2 separate regions of the Homo sapiens genome follow, and region 2 is linked to region 1. A link is a loop called in an ENCODE intact Hi-C map of the cell type or tissue named here. Cell type or tissue: GM12878. All regions are shown on one strand. Links, peaks and the distances in the headings refer to the core of each region. The heading gives the core; the rest is flanking DNA. Region 1 overlaps SMC5-DT (SMC5 divergent transcript). Region 2 holds the start of MAMDC2-AS1 (MAMDC2 antisense RNA 1).

The links. Hi-C counts contacts between places; a loop is a spot of excess contacts. Peaks named below come from ENCODE experiments on the same cell type or tissue, not always from the same donor. Only the 100,000 strongest peaks of a DNase experiment are listed, where the experiment ranks them.
Region 2: a loop joins it to region 1, with 3 times the contacts of the local background. A loop is called at or near these places in 3 of 110 quality-filtered maps.

The regions. Positions count from the first base shown.
Region 1 is chr9:70,232,830-70,237,222 of GRCh38, forward strand. The region is part of intron 2 of SMC5-DT (SMC5 divergent transcript); the gene reads right to left. Among named protein-coding and RNA genes, the nearest start is that of SMC5-DT, 24 kb to the right of the region's middle. In GM12878, for the core only: no CTCF peak of the experiment used is centred there; no DNase peak of the experiment used is centred there.
Region 2 is chr9:70,173,022-70,177,414 of GRCh38, forward strand. All of the region lies in intron 11 of MAMDC2 (MAM domain containing 2), which reads left to right. It overlaps MAMDC2-AS1 (MAMDC2 antisense RNA 1), which reads right to left and starts at 2,867. Exons shown (of 4, transcript NR_040076.1): 1 at 2,734-2,867. In GM12878, for the core only: no CTCF peak of the experiment used is centred there; no DNase peak of the experiment used is centred there.

The DNA of each region.
Region 1 (4,393 bases), core at 145-4,144:
CTGAGGCTTAGGTAGGCAGTTATACCTTCACAGTGTAAAGAAAGCCGCCCAGAAGTTTGAACTGGGCAGAGCCCACTGCAGCTCAGCAAGGCCACTGCAGCCAGACTGCCTCTCTAGATTCCCTCCTCTCTGAGCAGGGCATCTCTGAAAAAAAAGGCAACAGCCCCAGTCAGGGACTTATAGATAAAACCCCCATCTCCCTGGGACAGAGCACATTGGGGAAGGGGTGGTTGTGGGTGCAACTTCAGCAGACTTAAATGTCCCTACCTGTAAGCTCTGAAGAGAGCAGCAGATCTCCCAGGATAGCATTCGAGCTCTGATAAGGGACAGCCTGCCTCCTCAAGTGGGTCCATGACCCCCATGTACCTGACTGGGAGACACCTCCCAGTAGGGGCCAACAGACACCTCAAACAGGAAAGCTCTGGCTGGCATCTGGCAGGTGCCCCTCTGGGACGAAGCTTCCCGAGGAAGGAACAGGCAGCAATATTTGCTGTTCCGCAGCCTCCGCTAGTGATACCCAAGCAGACAGGTTCTGGAGCAGAACTCCAGCAAACTCCAGCATACCTGCATCAGAGGGGACTGACTGTTAGAAGCAAAATTAACAAACAGAAAGGAACAGTATCAACATCAATAAAAAGGACGTCCACTCAGAGACCCCAGCCAAAGGTCACCAACTTCAAAGACCAAAGGTAGATAAATCTATGAAGATGGGGAGAAACCAACACAAAAAGGCTGAAAATTCCAAAACCCAGATCACATCTTCTCCTCCAAAGGATCCCAAATCCTCGCCAGCAAGGGAACAAACATGTATGGAGAACGAGTTTGACAAGTTGACAGAAGTAGGCTTCAGAAGGTGGGCAATAACAAACTCCCCCGAGCTAAAGGAGGATGTTCTAACCCAATGCAAGGAAGCTAAGAATCTTGAAAAAAGGTTAGACAAATTGCTAACTAGAATAACCAGTTTAGAGAAAAGCATGAATGACCTGATGGAGCTGAAAAACACAGGACGAGAACTTTGTGAAGCATACACAAGTATCAATAGCCGAATCGATCAAGTGGAAGAAAGGATATCAGAGATTGAAGATCAACTCAATGAAATAAAGCAAGACGACAAGATTAGAGAAAAAAGAGTGAAAAGAAACAAACAAAGTCCCAAGAAATATGGGACTCTGTGAAAAGACCAAATCTGTCCAAGATGGCTGAATAGGAACAGCTCCAGTCTACAGCTCCCAGCGTGAGCGATGCAGAATACGGGTGATTTCTGCATTTCCAACTGACATACCGGGTTCATCTCACTGGGGAGTGTCAGACAGTGGGTGCAGGACAGTGGGTGCAGTGCACTGAGGGTGAGCCAAAGCAGGGCAAGACATCGCCTCACCCGGAAAGCACAAGGGGTCAGGGAATTCCCTTTCATAGCCAAGCAAAACTGTGACAGACAGCACCTAGAAAATCGGGACACTCCCACCCTGATACTGTGCTTTTCCAATGGTCTTAGCAAACGGCACACCAGGAGGTTATATCCCACGCCTGGCTCGGAGGGTCCCATGCCCACGGAGCCTCGCTCACTGCTAGGACAGCAGTCTGAGATCCAACTGCAAGGCGGCAGTGAGGCAGGGGGAGGGGTGCCTGCCATTGCTGAGGCTTGAGTAGGTAAACAAAGCAGCCAGGAAGCTCGAACTGGGTGGAGCCCACCATAGCTCAAGGAGGCCTGCCTGCCCCTGTAGACTCCACCTCTGGGGGCAGGGCATAGCTGAACAAAAGGCAGCAGAAACCTCTGCAGACTTAAATGTCCCTGTCTGACAGCTTTGAAGAGAGTAGTGGTTCCCCCAGCACAGAGTCTGAGATCTGAGAACGGAGAGACTGCCTCCTCAAGTGGGTCCCTGACCCCCGAGAAGCCTATCTGGGAGGCACCCCCAAATAGGAGCAGACTGACACCTCACACAGCCGGGTACCCCTCTGAGACGAAACCTCCAGAGGAATGATCAGACAGCAACATTTGCTGTTCAGCAATATTCGCAGTTCTGCAGCCTCCACTGCTGATACCCAGGCAAACAGAGTCTGGAGTGGACCTCCAGCAAACTCCAACAGACCTGCAGCTGAGGGTCCTGACTGTTTAAAAGGAAAACTAACAAACAGAAAGGACATCTATACCAAAACCCCATCTGTACATCACTATCATCAAAGACCAAAGGTAGAGAAAAACCACAAAGATGGGGAAAAAACAGAACAGAAAAACTGAAAATTCTAAAAATCAGAGCACCTCTCCTCCTCCAAAGGAAGGCAGCTCCTCATCAGCAACAGAACAAAGCTGGATGGAGAATGACTTTGACCAGTTGAGAGAAGAAGGCTTCAGATGATCAAAATTCTCCGAGCTAAAGGAGGAAGTTCGAACCCATCACAAATAAGTTAAAAACCTTGAAAAAAGATTAGATGAATGGCTAACTAGAATAACCAATGCAAAGAAGTCCTTAATGGATCTGATGGAGCTGAAAACCATGGCACGAGAACTACGTGACGAATGCACAAGCTTCAGTAGCCAATTCGATCAAATGGAAGAAAGCGTTTCCATGATGGAAGGTCAAATGAATGAAATGAAGTGAGAAAAGAAGTTTAGAGAAAAAAGAGTAAAAATAAACAAACAAAGCCTCCAAGAAATATGGGACTATGTGAAAACACCGAATCTATGTCTGCTTGGTGTACCTGAAAGTGACAGGGAGAATGGAACCAAGTTGGAAAACACTCTGCAGGATGTTATCCAGGAGAACTTCCCCAACCTAGCAAGGCAGGCCAACGTTCAAATTCAGGAAATACAGAGAATGCCACAAAGATACTCCTTGAGAAGAGCAACTCCAAGACACATAATTGTCAGATTCACCAAAGTGGAAATGAAGGAACAAATGTTAAGGGCAGCCAGAGAGAAAGGTCAGGTTACCCACAAAGGGAAGCCCATCAGACTAACAGCTGATCTCTTGGCAGAAACTCTACTAGCCAGAAGAGAGTCGGGGCCAATATTCAACATTCTTAAAGAAAAGAATTTTCAACCCAGAATTTCATATCCAGCCAAACTAAGCTTCACAAGTGAAGGAGAAATAAAATCCTTTACGGACAAGCAAATGCCGACAGATTTTGTCACCACCAGGCCTGTCCTACAAGAGCTCCTGAAGGAAGCACTAAACATGGAAAGGAACAACCAGTACCAGCCACTGCAAAAACATGCCAAATTGTAAAGACCATCAAGGCTAGGAAGAAACTGCATCAACTAACGAGCAAAATAACCAGCTAACATCATAATGACAGGATCAAATTCACACATAACAATATTAACCTTAAATGTAAATGGGCTAAATGCTCCAATTAAAAGACACAGACTGGCAAATTGGATAAAGAATCAAGACCCATCAGTGTGCTGTATTCAGGAAATCCATCACAAGTACCGAGACACACATAGGCTCAAAATAAAGGGATGGAGGAAGATCTACCAAGCAAATGGAAAACAAAAAAAGGCAGGGGTTGCAATCCTAGTCTCTGATAAAGCAGACTTTAAACCAACAAAGATCAAAAGAGACAAAGAAGGCCATTACATAATGGTAAAGGGATCAATTCAACAAGAAGAGCTCACTATCCTCAATATATATGCACCCAATACAGGAGCATCCAGATGCATAAAGCAAGTCCTTAGAGACCTACAAAGAGACTTAGACTCCCACACAATAATAATGGGAGACTTTAACAACCCACTGTCAACATTAGACAGATCAACAAGACAGAAAGTTAACAAGGATATCCAGGAATTCAATTCAGCTCTGTACCAAATGGACCTAATAGACATCTACAGAACTCTCCACCCCAAATCAACAGAATATACATTCTTCTCAGCATCACATCGCACCTATTCCAAAATTGACCACATAGTTGGAAGTAAAGCACTCCTCAGCAAATGTAAAAGAACAGAAATTATAACAAACTGTCTCTCAGACCACAGTGCAATCAAACTAGAACTCAGGATTAAGAAACTCACTCAAAACCGCTCAACTACATGGAAACTAAACAACCTGTTCCTGAATGACTACTGGGTACATAACGAAATGAAGGCAGAAACTAAGATGTTCTTTGAAATCAACGAGAACAAAGACACAACATACCAGAATCTCTGGGACACATTTAAAGAAGTGTGTAGAGGGAAATTTATAGCACTAAATGCCCACAAGAGAAAGCAAGAAAGATCTGAAATTGACACCCTAACATCACAATTAAAAGAACTAGAAAAGCAAGAGCAAACACATTCAAAAGCTAGCAGAAGGCAAGAAACAACTAAGATCAGAGCGGAACTGAAGGAGATAGAGACACGAAAAACCCTTCAAAAAATCAATGAATCCAGGAGCTGGTTTTTTGA
Region 2 (4,393 bases), core at 131-4,130, 60 kb before region 1:
GTTAGCTTCAGGCACAGCTTGATGCAGGGATTAAAACTGTGTCCTCAGGAGCCAGTTTCTCTCTCTCTTTCTCTTTCTACCTCTTTGAGCTGGTTTTTCTGGGTGGGCTCCAATCTAGACAGGATCTCCTGTCATGGCAACACAGTGGCTGTAGCAACTGCAGTCTCATGGGCCTTTCAACATTGAATCTAGCGGAAAGTGAAAACTCAGACAAAAATACCCAAACTGAATCTCATTGGCTCTGATTGGAAATGTCTTGAGGGCATAGTACTATAAAGGTCATTTTTGATTCCCCACAGAATTTAGTATTCTGTCTTATACACAATAGTTGCTCAAAAATGCCTATGGAATGAATGAATGAATGAATGCACAAATGAATAAATGAATCTATAAACCTTCACTGACACATTTAATAATAACTAACCAATTAATTATTGAGACCCTAGAAAATCGGATGGTGGAAAGGTATCTATTTATTGCAAGAGGATTGAAGTCAAGAATGAATCAGTTTTAGCTAGAGTCTATTGTAGTCTAGATGTTATGTGTATGTGTATTTTTCTTGAGAAGGTTGATAGTTTTTCTTCCTTTTGTCAGGTATAGCAGTAAGAGATCTAATAAGAGGTACAACCAAAGAGAACTATGTTATGGTAGACTACTACAGGGAATTCTGTGGGTAATGAAGACTGTGGAATGCCTTAGACATGGAAGAGAAGACATAGAAAAATAGCACTGAAGGGAAGGAGTCCCTGAAAAGGGCAAGGAGAGACACCAGGCCAGGTTATAACAAACCCAGGAACTTAGGGCATCAGGACAACCTAAGGTTTCCCATTCACTAAGTAAGGTTCCCATTCACCTTGAGAAAGTTACTTAAAATCTCTAAGTCTCAGTTCTGTCATCTAGAAAATGAGAATAATCATAACCACTTACCTATTTTCCTAACTTCACAGGGTGGTTGAATTTAAAAACTGAAAGGCTTTGGGATTAGACTGCCTAGGTTCAAATCTTAGTTCTACCTTTAACCTCTCTAAGCCTATTTTCTTTATCTTTGTATTAAGAATAATTAATACCTACCTCACAGACTGTGGTGAGGTTTAAATGAAACAAGATATAAAACATACTTAGAATAAGACCTGGCATATGACAATTAATTATTGCTCTATTATTCATTTACTCCTTCATTCAGCAAATAGCTATTGAGTGTCTACTATGTGCCAGGTACTGTTTTAGGTACTCATGAAACACAGATGAACAAAACAGACAAGCATTTACCCTCACGGAACTTCTAGTAGAGGAGACAGACAAGAAATATTAAGCTTAATTATAATTATGCAGTATTTTAAAAGGCGATAATTGCTACAGAAATAAAAATGGAGCAGGTGAGGGAGTTAGGGAATCGAGAGGAGAATGTGGGTGGAGTTAACTAATGTAAATAGAAGAGTCACAACGAAGCCCATTGGAAGGTAGCCTTGAAAAGAGTTGAGGTAGCTCACCAAGAGCATATCTGGAAAGCAATGTTCCAGGTAGAGGGGACAGCCATTGCAAAGCCCCATAAGTGAAAGCATGCTCAGTGTGTCCTAGGAACAGCAAGGCGGCTGGTTTAGCTATAGCCTAGTGAGCTAGGGAGACAGTGCTAGGAAATGACCCAGAGAAATAATGGTAGGCCAGCTCATGGAGGACCTTGTAATTAATTAGAAGGGCTTTGGATTTTTTTTTTTTTTTCCGAGATAGAGTCTTGCTGTGTCGCCCAGGCTGGAGTGCTGTGGTGTGATCTCAGCTCACTGCAACTTCCACCTCCCGGGTTCAAGCAATTCTCCCTGCCTCAGGCTCCCGACTAGCTGGGATTACAGGTGCCCGCCACCATGCTCACTCATTTTTGTATTTTTTAGTAGAGACAGGGTTTTGCCGTGTTGGTCAGACTGGTCTTGAACTCCTGACCTCAGGTGATCCATCCACCTTGGCCTCCCAAAGTGCTGGGATTATAGGCATGAGCCACTGTGCCCAGCCAGGACTTTGGATTTTACTTTATTTCAAATGGAAAGTCACTAGAGAGTGTTGAACTTAGGAGAGAAGCGATCTGATCTAATTTTATAAGGATTGCTCTGGCTACTGTGTTGAGGAAAGACTAGGCGTGCAAATGAAGCAAGGGTGAAATCAAAGAGCCCTGTTAGAGGCTACTGCACATAACCCAGGTGAACAATGATGGTAAATTTGACTATGATAGTGGATTTGACTATGATGGCACATTTGACCAGCAACCATGGATTGAACTGTGTATTAGCAATGAGGGTGGTGATAAGTGGTCAAATCCTGGATATATTTTGAAAGCCAAGCCACAGAATTTCATGATGGATTAGATGAGTATAAGAGAAAGAGCAACGTTCTGAGTAGCCTGATAAAACCTTGCTTGTGTTCAAGAAACCCTTATTCTACTGAAAAATGGCAAAGTGTAAGGGTAGTGATGCTAGCATATTGTTATAATTGTCTTATTTTATTATTCCTTGTTAATCTCTTACTTGGCCTAATTTATAAATTAAACTTCATCATAAGTATGTATGTATAGGAAAAAATATATAGTATACATAGGGTTCAGTAGTATCAGCAGTTTCAGGCATCCACCAGGGATCTTAGAACATATCCCTCAAGGATAAGGGGGAACTACTGTAGTTTGCCAGGGCTTCCATAACAAAATATCCCAGACTGGGTGGCTTAAACATTAGAAATTTGTTTTCTCACAGGTCTGGCAGCTTAAAGTCCAAGATCAAGATGTCGGTAGGGTTGGTTCCTTCTGAAATTTCTCTCCTTGGCTTGCAGATGGCTGCCTTCTTGCTTCACATGGCCTTTCCTCTGTGCCAGTGCACCCCCGATATGTATCTTCTTGTAAGTTCACCAGTCATAATGAATTACAGCCCACCCTAACAATCCCATTGTGACTTAATTACCTCCTAAAAGGTTCTATCTCCAAATACAGTCACATTCTAGTACGTGGGTTAGGGCTTCAACATACCTCTTTGGAGAAGACACAATTGAACCCACTCCCAGGATTTAGGGCAATGGGTTGAACATTGAAGGAACAGGGTAAACTCTTAAGTTAAATGGCTGACAACCAAGCCCTGTCCTGCTCCTCATGTCATTATGCTAAAATAATGTTATAGTCTGAGCTTGCTTGACTAGTAGACCATGTCCTACCTTCTCCTCATAAATACACAGTCTATGAAAATCTAACAAAAGCACATATAGTAGATATTAAATTGCTCCTAATTCTACTCCTGTATTTACATTATTTCTGGGTTATGTGGACACACTTTAGCTAACATAGTATTGCTTTGTCTAAAGAAAATAATTTGGTTGTGTTTGCTTTGTCTTCTTAAAAACTTTGAAAGATGCTTCAGCTGCCTCGGGTTATACTTCATAGCAAAAATAGAGTGCATGTTATTATATGAATATATTGTGGAAAATTTTGAATGCACAAACTTAGTGTGTTCAACATTTATTTTGAGTGAATATTTGACATATTAAATAAAACTCTCTGGTGCACAACACAGAAAATTCTGATTTTTAAAGTAAATTTTTTCTAGGGCCTGCCTTCTTTATTCTCTGTTTCATTTGCTTCAATATAGATTTTCAAAAATTTCTCAAGACACCTTCCACTTTTCTAACTAACTCTTTTACCACTTATATCTTTTTATTCCCATGTACAACAATGTAAATAAGAAAAACAAGTTTTGCTACACTGTGCCCAGGGTACCTACAAATATAGCATTAGGTTGAAGGTGTTTTGTTCTTGTTCTTGAAATTACTTTAATAACTAATTTTCTAGGGAAATATAATATCAGTGATTATTTACAGTAGTTCCCCCTTATCTGCAGGGCATATGTTCCTCGATGCCTAGTGGATGCCTGAAACCAAAGGCAGTATTAAACCCTATATACAATATATTTTTCTCATACATACATACCTATAATAAAGCTTAATCTATAAATTAGGCACAATAAGACACTAACAATGACCAATAATAGAATAATTACAATATATTGTTCTCAATTTCACAGACAGAAGATTTGTTCCTACTGTAGATCTCAGCAACCTCAGATTTTTCCTTTCCTTGTTAAGTCACAACCTTTCACCTTTTCACTTGAAGCACTTTATGGCTTCTCTTTGCCATATCTAAACTGTCAGCATCACTACTCTTGCACTTTGGGGCCATAATTAAATAAAATAAAGGTTACTTGGACACAAGATCTGTGATACTGTGACAGTCAGTCTGATAACAAAGATGGCTAAGTGACTCACAGGCAGAGAGTGTAGACAGCATGGAGACATTGGACAAAGAGATGATTTGTGTTCTGCTTGGGACAGAGTGGAACAGTGGAAGATTTCATCATGCTACTCACAA